Regions from separate parts of the Homo sapiens genome. Here region 1 is linked to region 2. A link is a loop called in an ENCODE intact Hi-C map of the cell type or tissue named here. Cell type or tissue: endothelial cell of umbilical vein. All regions are shown on one strand. Links, peaks and the distances in the headings refer to the core of each region. The heading gives the core; the rest is flanking DNA. Region 1 overlaps CYP2C9 (cytochrome P450 family 2 subfamily C member 9). Region 2 overlaps PDLIM1 (PDZ and LIM domain 1).

Region 1 (4,000 bases), core at 1-4,000, 280 kb after region 2:
ATATGCAAATCAATAAATGTAGGCCGGGCGACGTGGCTCACACCTATAATTCCAGCACTTTGGGAGGCTGAGGTGGGTGGATCACAGGGTCAGGAGTTTGAGACCAGCCTGGCCAACATGGTGAAACTCAGTTTCTACTAAAGATACAAAAAATTAACCAGGCGTGGTGGGTTATTCTTTTGGGTTATTTATACCCAAAAGAATTGAAAGCAGCACATCAAAGAGATATTTTTTTACCCATATTCATAATAGCATTACTCAAAAAGTCAAAAGGTGAAAGTAATCCAAGTGCCCATCAACAGATAAATGGGTAAGCAAACTTGGTTTATACATACAACGGAATATTATTCACCCTTAGAAAGGAAGAAAAATCTGACACATGCAAAAACATGAATGAACCCTGAGAACATAACATTAGGCTAAGTGAAATAAACCAGTCACAAAAGGCAAATATGTAATGATTCCACTTTTATGAGGTACCCAGCATACTCGATTTTATAGAGACACAAAGTAGAATGTTGGTTGCCATGGGGTGGTGGAAGGGAGAAATGTAGAGTTATCATTTGAGGTGGGGGTGTGGTTCTACAACATTTCTTGTCGCATCATCCACGTCTCTGGACACTTCTCTTTGGGCAACCCATTCCCTTTGATTTCAGATAAATTTCAGGGCAAGTGATAAGGGAATGGGAATTTTAACTGCAGTTAGTCCACACAGTATCTGGCAGATAAGACTGACAAAGACCTCAAATAATGTGGTGGGCCACCTTTACAAGGCCCATCTTCTGCTCTTGTGTTACTATGGACACATTTCATGGAATTATTAATATGAATTAGTTTGCACAGTTGAGGAAATTATGTTACTTTCATTTTGTTTGTTGATTGCTTTGTTGGTAGAGACAGGGTTTTGCCATGTTACCCAGGCTAGTCTCGAACTCCTGAGCTCATCCAATCTGCCCACCTCAACCTCCCAAAGTGCTGGGATTACAGACATGATCTACAATGCCCGGCCAAGAGTTATTATTAAATGGGTATAAAGTTTCTGTTTTGCAAGATGAAAAGAATTCTACAGATGTATGGCAGTGACATTTGCACAACAATGTGAATGTAATTAATACCAAAATACTATGCACTTAAAATGATTAATACAGAAACTTTTATGTTATGTGTATTTTGCAACAATTTTTTACAAAATTAAAAAATTATAATAATAAACATTATAAAAATAAATCTCACAATAAGCAAGTGAGATTTATCCCAGAAATTCAAAAGTGGTTCAACAAGAAAGTCAATCAGTGCACTACACCATATCAGAATAAAAGAGAAAATCATGTTCATCTCATTAGATGCAGAAAAAAAAATTGACAACTTTTAATACCCATCATAACAAAAACACTCAGAAAACTATAAATGAAATAAAACTCCTTTATCATAATAAAGCATATTTATGAAAACTGCAAAGCTAAAGCATACTAAATTGTGAAAGACTAAAACTTGTAACTTAAAATCAGAAAGAAAAGAAAAAAAACAAGGATGTCCATTTTTACTACTATTAAACATAGTATTGGAAGTTCTAGCCAGAGCAATTAGGCAAGAAATAAAATAAAACACATTCAAATAGGAAAGGAAAAATTCAAATCATGTGTATTTGACTGAAACATGATTCTCTCTATATAGAAAAATCTCATGCAATACAGATAGAAAATAAGTAGAGCTAATAAATGATTTCAGCATAATTTCAGGGTACAAGATCAATGCAAAAATCAGTTGTCTCTCAGTGCTGGTGCTAGTGCCTGCCATTAGGGGACCTGTAGACAGGACTGCCCAGTCCAGTGACACCGATCTTTATCCCCCTGGGGCTCAGCAGGGAGCCCAGACTACTCTGAATTCCACAGATGAACAGATTATCTGAGGAAACAGAGAAGTTCCCCCAGAAAACAAGGATCAAGCTGTGCTATATCAAGTTGTCCTAGTCACAGCTGGCTTTTGCTCATAAGTGCCATCTACTGACATGTATGTCAAACTGCACAGGCCAATATAAAACTACCCACAGAAGTGAACACAGCTATAGAATCCAAGTCAAAGGCCCTACCCAACATACTTTATAGTCACATCCCATAGGAAGGGGAAGAGAAAAAGGAAAGAACAAAAATAGGGAGAGAAAAACAATTCTATCTGCACAAAAATAATTTCAAAAATCAGAAGCGGCAGCCTCTCCAAATAAGAAGAAACCAGCATAAGACTTCTGGCACCATGAAATGTCTGAATGTCGTAAAACCTCCAAAGGATCACATGAACTCCCCAGCAATGAACCCTAACCAAACTGGCAACTCAGAAATGACAGATAAACTATTCAAAATATGGACTGCAAGTAAGCTCAGTGATCCAAGGCAGGGTTGAAAATTAATGCAAACAAACTACTAAAGCAGTCCAGGAAATGGAGCGAGAAGTAAACATCTTAAAAAGAAATCAATCAAAGCTTCTGGAATTGAAAGAGTCACTTAAGGAATTTCAGAATTCAATTGAAGCGTTTATCAATAGACTGGACCAATTTCAGAGCTTGAACACCAGTCTTTTGAACTAACCAAGTCAGACAAAAATAAAGAAAAAATAATTTTAATAAATGAACAGTCTTCAAGAAATATCTGATTATTTAAAAGGAGTAAACCTAGGAATTATTGGCATTCCTGAGAGAGAAGAAAAAGTAAACAATCTAGAAAATACATTTGGGCTAATAAGTTGAGAAAATTTTCCCAAACTTGCTAGAAAGGTAGACATCCAAATACAATAAACCCAGGGAATATATGTGAGACACTATACAAAATTAACATCACCAAGGCATTTACTCACCAGGCTGTCCAAAGTCAAGGCTAAAAAATAATTTTAAAGGCAGCTAGAGAAAAAAATCAGATCACATACAAAGAGAACCTTGTCAAGCTAAAAGGATGCTCAGCCTATTTTCAACATTCATTTTAATAAAAATTACAAAAAAGAATTTTATATTTTGCCAAACTATGCTTCAAAATCAAGGAAGAAATACAATCTTGTCCAAACAAGTAACTACCAGGAAAATCTGTTACCATTAGACCAGCCTTATAAGAGATCATTAAGGGAGTTCTAAATATGGAAGTGAAAGAACAATACCTGCTACCACAAAACACACTTAAGTATATAGCCCACAGACTCTATAAAGCAATCACACAATAGAAACTACAAAACAACCAGCTAACAACTTCACAATAGAATCAAAACCTCATATATCAGTGTTAACATTGAAGATAAAGTCTAAATGCTCCACATAAAAGGCAAAGAGTAGGAAGTTGGATTAAAAATAAGACCCATCCTTCTACTGTCTTCAAGATTGCAAGGCCCATCTCCTACTAGTAGAAGTAGAAGACCCATCTCAGACCTAGAAGACCCAATTCAGACCTAGAAAACCCTAAAGAACTTTCCAAAAACTCCTGGAACTGACATACAACTTCAGTGAGATTTCAGTACACAAAATAAATATGCAAAAATCTGTAGCATTTTTAAACACCAAAAATGTTCATCCTGAAAGCCAATCAAGAACTCAATCCCATTTACAATAGCCACAAGAAAAAACCTAGGAATACAACTAACAAAGGGGGCAAAAAGGTCTCTACAAGGAGAGCTACAAAATACTGATGAACAAAATCATAGATGACACAAACAAATGGAAAAACAGTTCAGGCTTATGGATTGAAACAATCAATATCATTAAAATGGCTAGACTGCCCAAAGCTATCTACAGATTCAATGCTATTCCTATCAAACTACCAATATTATTTTATTCTAAAATTCATATGGAACCAAAGAAGAGCCCAAATCCAAAGCAATCCTAAACAAAAAGAACAGTGGGAAGCTTCACATTGACTTCAAACTATACTGTAAGCTACAGTAACCAAGAGAGCATGTAACTGGTACAAAACACAAATTGAACAGAAGTAGAGAAGCCAGAAATAAAGCCACACACCTATAGCCA
Region 2 (8,820 bases), core at 4,006-8,005:
AATGTGCTCATAATTGTTCATTGAAACATTTTTATGATGACTGTGTTACCATCTTTGTTAGATAATCCCAACATCTCTGTCATCTTGGTGTTGGCATCTCTTTATTGTCTTATTTACAGTTTGAGATCTTCCTGGTTCTTCTGAGAGATGTGATTTTTCAACTGAATCTTGAACATTCTTGTTACTATGTTATTAGATTCTGGATCGCATTAAAACCTTCTGTATTCACTGGCTTCCTCTCAGATATGGGATTGGGGATGCTGCCTCATTACTGACAGGTGGGGGTAGAAAGTCCACTTTCCCCACTCTGCCTATGTCACACCTGAGGTCATTGGGGCCACTCATTACTGCTGGATGGGGTGGGAGTTCTGGCTCCCCATATGGCTTCCACTGACACCTTATGGGTGAGTGGTGGCCTAGACACTGCTGAGCAGTGGTGAGAGTCCTGATTCTCTCCTAGGTTTTCTTCATTACAGCTGGGTAAGGATGAAATATGGACTCTCTATTGGGCTTTCTCTGAATCTACCCCAGTGAGATAGTTGGGGAACCACATCATAGCCTGGTGAGACTAGAAGTCTGGACCCCCCACTTGGCCTTTTCTGGCATTTGGCTGGAGAATAGTGTTGTTTCAATGTGTTGTGTTTTGCTGGGCTGCCCCTTTCTGGTTATTTGGTCAGATACAGCAGGCTCCTCTTGAGACTTCTTCTGTCTGTGCCCATTGCCCTTTCCAGGTTGCTGCCCTCCGCTCCATGTCTGGGATGTCCAAGGAAACAAGAACACCCTGGGAGCTCACCATCGTGGTCCTCAGGACGTGGGGTCCCTAGCCAGTGTGGCTTCCGTTGCCCTGTCAGAGTCTTCTCATGTTGTTTTATATGTAATGTCCAGGGTTTTTGGTTTTACTGGGTGAAACAGGGAAAAATATGTCTACCTCATCTTCTCAGACAGGAAAAATATTTTTATGAGGAGACCATCTTCTCCTGTCTGGATGCTTTCAATAATTCACGTAATCCCCGTTTCTATTCCAATTTTTATCTCACATACAGGTAGTTTTATTAAAGTATCAAAATGTTCTTACTGTGTGAGAAAATGACCCTACTAAGGTTGTATCAGCAATGAGGATTTTTTTCTTATGGCTGTCTTGTTTTAGCAACTTCTGCCTCCTAGGTTCAAGCGATTCTACTGCCTCAGCCTTCCAAGTAGCTGGGATTACAGGCACACGCTGCAGCACCTGGCTAATTTTTTTTGGATTTTAGTAGAGATAGGAGTTTCACCGTGTTGCCTAGGCTGGTCTCGAACTCCTGAGCTCAGGCAATTCACCTGCTTCGGCCTCCTAAAGGTGTGAGCCACCGCACCTGGCCTAGCTGAGATTTATATACAGATAATTAAGTTGCTGCCACAGATGATGGCCCAAGTTAAAAAAAAAAAAAAGCCCCTTATATCCTCACTCTGGGCACTTCATGGTTCTGATGGAGTAGACTTTCATCCCAGGGTTGCTGTGCTGACCCATGCTCCAGAGCCATGGGCGTACTGCTTTCCATCCTCCTCGTCCTTCTGACCCTCACCCCAGCTGCCCTTTTGGCTGGAGCAGGTGTGAGAAACACATAAGGTCTGCAGGCTCAGCCTCCAAAATCCTCCTCTGGGAGGTGGGCTCAAGGGGAGTTTCTGCTTATGTTCTAAAGACCACTAGGATCCTCCTACGCCTGGCTGTGTCAGCCATCTTATTTGGCAGGGATGGGAGTGGCTTGGCTAGAATAACCCTGGGGCCCTCAGGTCACGTCCTAAAATAGTGGGAGAAAATATTAAACATTTAGGAAACAGATACACATCAGCTCCCAGGGAGAAACAAGAACTAGGAAACTTTGTGTAACGTATTGTTACTCCAAAGTAGTTGAATTTGCTTAAACTCGTTATTAAAACTGTATAGAGTGGGTTCAGAAGAAAGTGTTCATTTTCACTGTTACGCCGTCAAAACTTTTTCTCCTGGAGACTGAGTGGTGTGTATTATATTTTCTGAAGCCATATCACTGTAATATTCTTTCATTGCTGTTTTTAATATAAAAACGAGAAATTTTTTGCTCCATTTCTCCTTCATATTTTTGTCATCATTTTTTAAGATATTGTGGTATCATGTCAATACCTTGTAATCTAGTGTCTAAGACTTAGACGTTGGATCTTAGGATGTTATTTTTGAGTCAGGTGTATCAATACCTTAAGTAAGGTAATAGATATTGAGAGTCCTTTATAAATTGTCCAGTGGTTTAAAGATACTATCATTATTTGAGAAAAATGGTAAGTTTTTTTTTTTTTTTAAATTATAGAAATCCCTCACAAGGTGATTTGCTGGAAGAATATGTGATGGCCTTGTGGTCTGGGTTCTGTCATTTTTTTGGTGTGTTCCATTGGTGGCTTCCAGACATAACATACACCAAAGAAGAAGAAAAATCTTTCCCAAGAACATTCCATAGTCTGATCTCAATTTTAAAATAGTCCTAAGTGTAATAGAAAAAAGATTTATCCAAAAATAATGTAATATGCTTATTATGGGGCAAGTTCCAAACTCAGGACTCAAAGAGTCAGGCATATAACTCAAAGAAAGGGCTGGAAAGTGAGACAAAGAAAGACCCTTGGTTAAAACAACTCCCCCAGGTGGCCCCATTGCCTGCCCTGAGAGGCACCCACAGTTCCCTGCAGGTGGGGGAAGAGGCCAAGCAGGAGTGGGCAGGACAGGCAGGGATAGCTGCTTTCCCTTCCCCAAATGCAGCCGGCCGGAGTGACCAACCCATGAATCTTGCTACTTAAACTCTGACCTTCTTTGGTAGCCATGAAGCATATGCCACTCTTTGGGTGCCTTTTCCTTTATTGTGAGAACATGGTTGGAGTGGAAGGGAAACACCTGGACCTTGATTGCTATGATTGACTCTGCCTTTAGCTGGGGACCTGAGTACTGAACGTGCCCCAGAGGTTGTCTCAGAAAAGAGAAAGGAAGAAAGGAGAGGAAGAGAGGGAGAGGAAAAGGGAACTTGCGGAGAATTACCCAGGGAAAACATATACCCTGGAAATGAGTAAGCGTAACTGATATAATTCATTTGCACCTGTGAAAGTGGCTCCAGCCCTAAAGAGAGTCTGTTTAGAGTTGCTGAATAAAACCACTCCTGGCCACTGCCTGCATCTGTAAAGCTGGGAGGCAGCCTGGTGGGCTGGAGACTTTATAGCTTTATTACTCAGGAAGCACAACTTGTTTATATACAAATCTATCCATCTGCATCAATAAATTGCCCCACCATCTGATATTTGCTCTTTGGTTCCACTGGGCACACTGGCCTTTCTCCTTAGCAGCTCAGCTGAGAGGAAGGTGGTGATCTGGGGCCAGGAGGTGGGGCTGCCCATGTCCCTGGCACAACCCTCAGAGGCTGGCTGCCCTGGAGGACCTCGTGAGCCTGCAGGAACAGGGGGAGCACAGCAAGGAGGAAGGAGGCCCTGGACCCATTCTGCAGTGTTCGTTCACTTGCCTGATGCCTGCTGCCTGCTGAACTGTGACCTGTGCCAGGCACTGAGCCGGGCCTGGGAATGTGATGGGGAGCAAGACAGGCCATGCTCCTGCCCTCCTGGGGCTTACTTTCCAGGGGGAGATAGACAACAAAGAAATAAGGGAATACACTGGAATCCATGGTGAGAGAGCAGGTAGGGAGTTAAGAGTGATAGTGGGGATGTGGCGGACTGTTTGGAGTCGGGGTCAGGAAGGCCTCTCTGAGGAGTGCACTTGAGCAGAGACCTGGATGAAGCATGGGAGCCATGACAACACCTGGGAAGGGCATTGCAGGCTGAGGGTGCAGTAAGTGCATAGGCTGTGAAGCTAGTGTTTCCCAGGCACAGCGGGAAGCCTGGTCTCAGTAGAGCAGAGTGGGCCAGGGCTGGCAGGGGATGTGTGTGGAGGGAGAAGTTTGGGTCACATATGTGAGGGACTTTCTCCTCTGTGATAACATTTACTCCAAAAAAGTTGAATTTGATTAAACATATATTTTAGTATTAAAACTAAATATTTTGTGCTAAGTCAAATGAGAATACATTGAGCCACAGCATGACACAGTCTGATTCATGTTTAAAATATCATTCTAGGCCAGGCACTCTGGCCCATGCCTATAATCCTAGCGCTTTGGGAGTCCGAGGCTGGAGGATCACTTGAGGCTGGGACTTTGAGACCAGCCTGGGCAACACAGCAAGACTCTGTCTCTACAAAATAATGACAAAATCAGCGGGGGATGGTGGCACACCTGTAGTCCTAGCCACTCAGGAGGCCGAGGCAGGAGGATTTATCTATTGAGGCCAGTAGTTCGAGGTTACAGTTACCTGTGATTGCACCACTGTACTCCAGCCTGGGTGACAGAGTGAGTCCCTGTCTCTAAAAAACAAAAAATATCACTCTGATATTTTGAATAGAGGCCATCACTTTGGCCTAAGCATGGCATGGCTTGGACCTGGGGGAGGTGGGGAGGTGAGAAGGGGTCAGATGGAGGATAGATTTACAGGTATAGCTGATGAGAGACTACCTCCCTGTCACCGTCCACTGCTTAGAAAGTGGAGCCCTCAGGGAAAGAGGCAGGCTCTGCCTGTCTTATCTTGTTCTGGGTCACCCAGCATGACAGGAGGAAGGTGGGGAAGACAAGGCCTGGCTTGCCCAGTCCCTGGGCCTGAACATCAACAGTTCACAAAGCACTTGCGTGTCCCATCCTTACCACCAAACTGTGAACCAGGCAAGGAAAGTACTGTTACCTCTGTGTTATAGGTGAGGAGACCCAAGTGCCTGGCCTTGAGAATCAGGAAGTATTTATAGACAGGGAAAGCACTGTGAGATCGTCGGGAATGAATAACACTATGATTCCTGCTTGTGCAAGCAATGTTTGTGGCCCATACAAGGGGGACCCGGCTGAGTTCTTCATGGTTGGCTTGTGGTTGACATTTTTTTTTCTCTAAATTTTCTCTGGACATAATGCTGCTGATGGAATTTATAAAGAGATAGAGCATTCTCATTCCACTGGATTAGGCCAAAAAGTAATTGAGCTACTGAAGCTATTTAGAAGAAGAGCCTCTGATTGCATTGAAGCAGCAGCCAGCTCTGACTACAAAGACATCTCAGTTTCACTGTGCTGGCAGCAGGTCTGTGGCTGATTTAGGAGAGGGCTTTGAGATCATTTCTATCCATCCTTCAAATCAGCAGTGTCTGCCTGGAGGAGGTTCCTGGTGAAGTTATTTTTAACTTCTGTCATGTCCTAATCAATTTTTCAAACATTCTTTACAGCTTAGACCATGCTCAGCCTCCAAGCAGCCTTGTCATCGACAAAGAATCTGAAGTTTACAAGATGCTTCAGGAGAAACAGGAGTTGAATGAGCCCCCGAAACAGTCCACGTCTTTCTTGGTTTTGCAGGAAATCCTGGAGTCTGAAGAAAAAGGTAATCAGCTCCATCTGCAGTCAGAGGCTCTTGTTCAAGGTCAGATGTGAGAGTCAGTCATTGTGGAAGCACAGGTGAACACACTCTGGAGCCTGCTTTGGAGGGCATGGGCTTTTAAAATGCTGAAATTCTTTAAAAAGAGATAGAGGGAGAGAGAGAGAGAGAGAGGAAGAGAGTGCTGACCACATTTTCCCATCTGGGTCTGTATTTAAGAAACTCCAGGCCTGGCCAACTGTGTCCTGTCACATGTGCAAGAGGATGCTAAGGTTGGGGTGAGCCTGACTGCTGTGGGAGCCTGTTGGTCTGTCCCTTGGCCATTTATTTGCTTTGAGCCCAGAAACAATACCTTGGTAGTGGCTGAGGAACTTCAGTGATGAAGGCCATGGGCAATGAGCAGCAGAATGAGAATGAATTAGTGCTCGGTGAAGCCAGGGGCTGGCTTTGCTTGGGGGCATGTGTTTGCATTTGCTCTAAGGTGGGTGGCCTCTTGAGGGCCCAAGAGCTCCCCCTTGTGGCCATGTTCTTATTCTGTGACCTTTGGCAAATCTCAACCTTCCCAGGTCTGTTTTCTCATCTGTCCATCAGGGATAAAACTCCTTTCCTCTAAGATTATCATGGTCATGAAATGGCATAAGTTGTGTAAAACATCCATCATCGTAACTGAGTACTCGCTTCATAGTTATTGTGGTGTTTGAAATGTCATGAAGAGGCTTTCTTGTCCTTGGGGTGAGCTTTGATGTTGAGGCACCCAGGGTCACCCCGTAGGGTTCTGCAGGTCTCAGGAGACATGCTTCTCACTGAAGACATTATGTAACGTACATTTATTATGATCATGTTTAAGTGGACAGTGGTAAAAGTATCTTCACTTAATAACAATGCTATACGTCGAGAAATTGTGACAGGTGGATGTATTGAAGAAGGGATGCTTTATTCCCCTCACAAAGATGATCAGCAGCCCTCACACCCGCTTCTTCCCTGGTAGTTCCTCATCAGCACCTCCTGTGATGCTCATGGGCAGTCTTTTCCAGAGAGCTGGGTTTTGTACCCTTTCCTGGTCCCTGTGATGCCCAGTCCTCCACACTCTCTCTTCCTTTCTTGAGGCTTGGGCACTTCAGTGGGGTCTTGTTTTCTATGCCCTCTATCTCTCTCATGGACCCATCTGCAAAGAGACAGTGGATGCTCCAGTGAGGGGACACCTTGTGATGGTGAGTGTGAGACCTGCCTCAGCCAGGCTGCAAAGGGATTGGCATGTTGGCTGAGAGGCTTGTGCCCTCTGGAAGATGAACCTCCCTCCTCAAAGTCCGCAGCCGAAGATTCAGCTTCCTGGGGAGCCCTTTCTGATAAGAAAGTTCTCTTCTGAACACACCCGACACCTGGGCTTCCTCCCCATTTGTGTGATTTCTTTAGAGAGAGTGGCAGTTTACAACCATAGGAAATTAGGAAACCATGGGCCATGTGTTTGCATGTGCTTCTTTTATGCTAAAATGATACTGTTCTACCACTGCTTTCCTCTTTTGCTTGGAGTAGCTGAGCAGCTGGGAAGTAATGAGCCATACTTCGTATCAAGTTCCAGTATTAGCTTTGCCTGACAAACAACTTGGGGGCCAACCCTTGAGGATGATAGCTTTGTAAAAACATGTGAGAAACCACAACTTATTTCACTCTTACGTGGATGTGAAACCCTTCAATGAGAGGCAAGGTCAAGTTCATCCGTGCCCAACTAGACATGCTGCAGAGCTCATCTCAGCTCACAGAGAAGGACCTGAGCATGGATTTGGAAGCTCCATGCTCTTCAAGATCTGGACTCCTATCCGGCACTCCAGCACCCAAATTTGTGGCTTCTATTCCCAAGGTTACTTCGTGGTCCTGGTTAGCAGCTGGTGTTCCAACCATCATGCTTACCCCCAGGTGACAGGGAGGAAGAAGGGAGATAATGCTAACCGGGGAGTTCCAATTTCAGATGAGCCAGCTTTCTCCTTCCCAGAAGTCCCACACTACTCTTCCATTTTATTGACCATGATTTAGTCACCTGGCTACACCTAGTTAAACGAGAGTCTGGGAATTAGGATTCTTTTTAAAAAAAATTTTAGCCCTTAGTCTGGATGGTTCTTGCCCCAAAGAGAATCAAGATTCTGCTGGAAGGGAAGAGGGAGATAGCAAATCTTGTAGTTTCTCCTGTATCTCTTACTGTGTACCCGCATTAAATCTTTACTGACAGTAACAGGATAAATTCCATTCTAAACATTCTTTACATGCAGAAGGCTCTTCGGGGAAGGAACCCAAATGCCTGTTTGTTTTTGTTTTTGTTTTTGTTTGAGACAGGGTCTTGCTCTGTTGCCCAGGCTGGAGTGCAGTGGCATGATCTCGGCTCACTGCTACCTCCGCTTCTCAGGTTGCAGCGATTCTCCTGCCTCAGCCTCCCAAGTATCTGAGATTACAGATGTGTACCACCATGCCCAGATAATTTTTGTATTTTTAATAGAGATGGGGTTTCTCCATGTTGGCCAGGGTGGTCTTGAACTTGTGACCTCAGGTGATCTGCCCACCTGGACCTCCCAAAGCGCTGGGATTACAGATGTGAGCCACTGCACCCGGCCCCAAATGCCTGTTTTTATTTGAGATAAAATGGTGAAAGGTTAAGGTAGTAAAAGCAGTTGATGAGAGGTCCTGTCATTCAGAAACGCCTCTGGTTCAGAAAGCAGTGCTGCAGGGCAGAAAGAGCACTGGCATCCAGGATCTGCCTCTGACCTGCTGTGACACCTCCAGCAAGTTGCTTGCCTTTCTAAGCTCTAGTTTCTGCACAGATCCATTGAAGCTAATAGCCAGGACCTCATGGGATTGTTTACAGGGTTAAGTAAAGCCACGTCTGTAAACTGCCAGGTGCACAGTGAGTAAGGCCCCTCCCTGAAGGAAGCTTGGCTACAGCAGTATTTGGTCATAAACCTTGAAGACCCAACACAAGCTGTCTCATTTTGGGTAAAATTCAGCTTCTAGACTAGGAGAAAGGGGCCCTTGGTTCCTCACCTTCATCTTGTTCTGGATCAAATTCCAAAACTTGCAGGCAGAAGAAGCCGTTATATTAAGAAAAATGGTGAAATATACTTAATATAAAATTTACCATCTTAACAAATTTTAAGTGTACAATTTAGTGGTATTAAGTACATTTATGTGATTGTGCTACTATCACCACCATCCATCCATAGAACTCTTTTATTTTGCAAAACTGAAACTATTCCCATTAAAGAGTATTTCACCATTCCTCTCTCCTTCCAGCTCCTGGTAACCACCCTCCTGCTTGTCTCTATGAATTTGACTACTCTAAATACCTTGTATAAGTGGTGTCATGCAGTAGTTGTCCTTTTGGTCCTGGCT

The links. Hi-C counts contacts between places; a loop is a spot of excess contacts. Peaks named below come from ENCODE experiments on the same cell type or tissue, not always from the same donor. Only the 100,000 strongest peaks of a DNase experiment are listed, where the experiment ranks them.
Region 1: it touches region 2 in a loop (6-fold over the local background); 6 of 110 quality-filtered maps call a loop at or near these places.

What each region holds. Positions count from the first base shown.
Region 1 is chr10:94,962,010-94,966,009 of GRCh38, reverse strand. All of the region lies in intron 5 of CYP2C9 (cytochrome P450 family 2 subfamily C member 9), which reads right to left. Among named protein-coding and RNA genes, the nearest start is that of CYP2C9, 25 kb to the right of the region's middle. In endothelial cell of umbilical vein, for the core only: a CTCF peak has its summit at 2,023 (motif pointing left); no DNase peak of the experiment used is centred there.
Region 2 is chr10:95,243,843-95,252,662 of GRCh38, reverse strand. It overlaps PDLIM1 (PDZ and LIM domain 1), which reads left to right. Exons shown (of 7, transcript NM_020992.4): 5 at 5,297-5,448. Among named protein-coding and RNA genes, the nearest start is that of PDLIM1, 43 kb to the left of the region's middle. RefSeq lists an enhancer at 7,191-7,250. In endothelial cell of umbilical vein, for the core only: a CTCF peak has its summit at 5,978 (motif pointing left); a DNase peak (open chromatin) is centred at 5,932.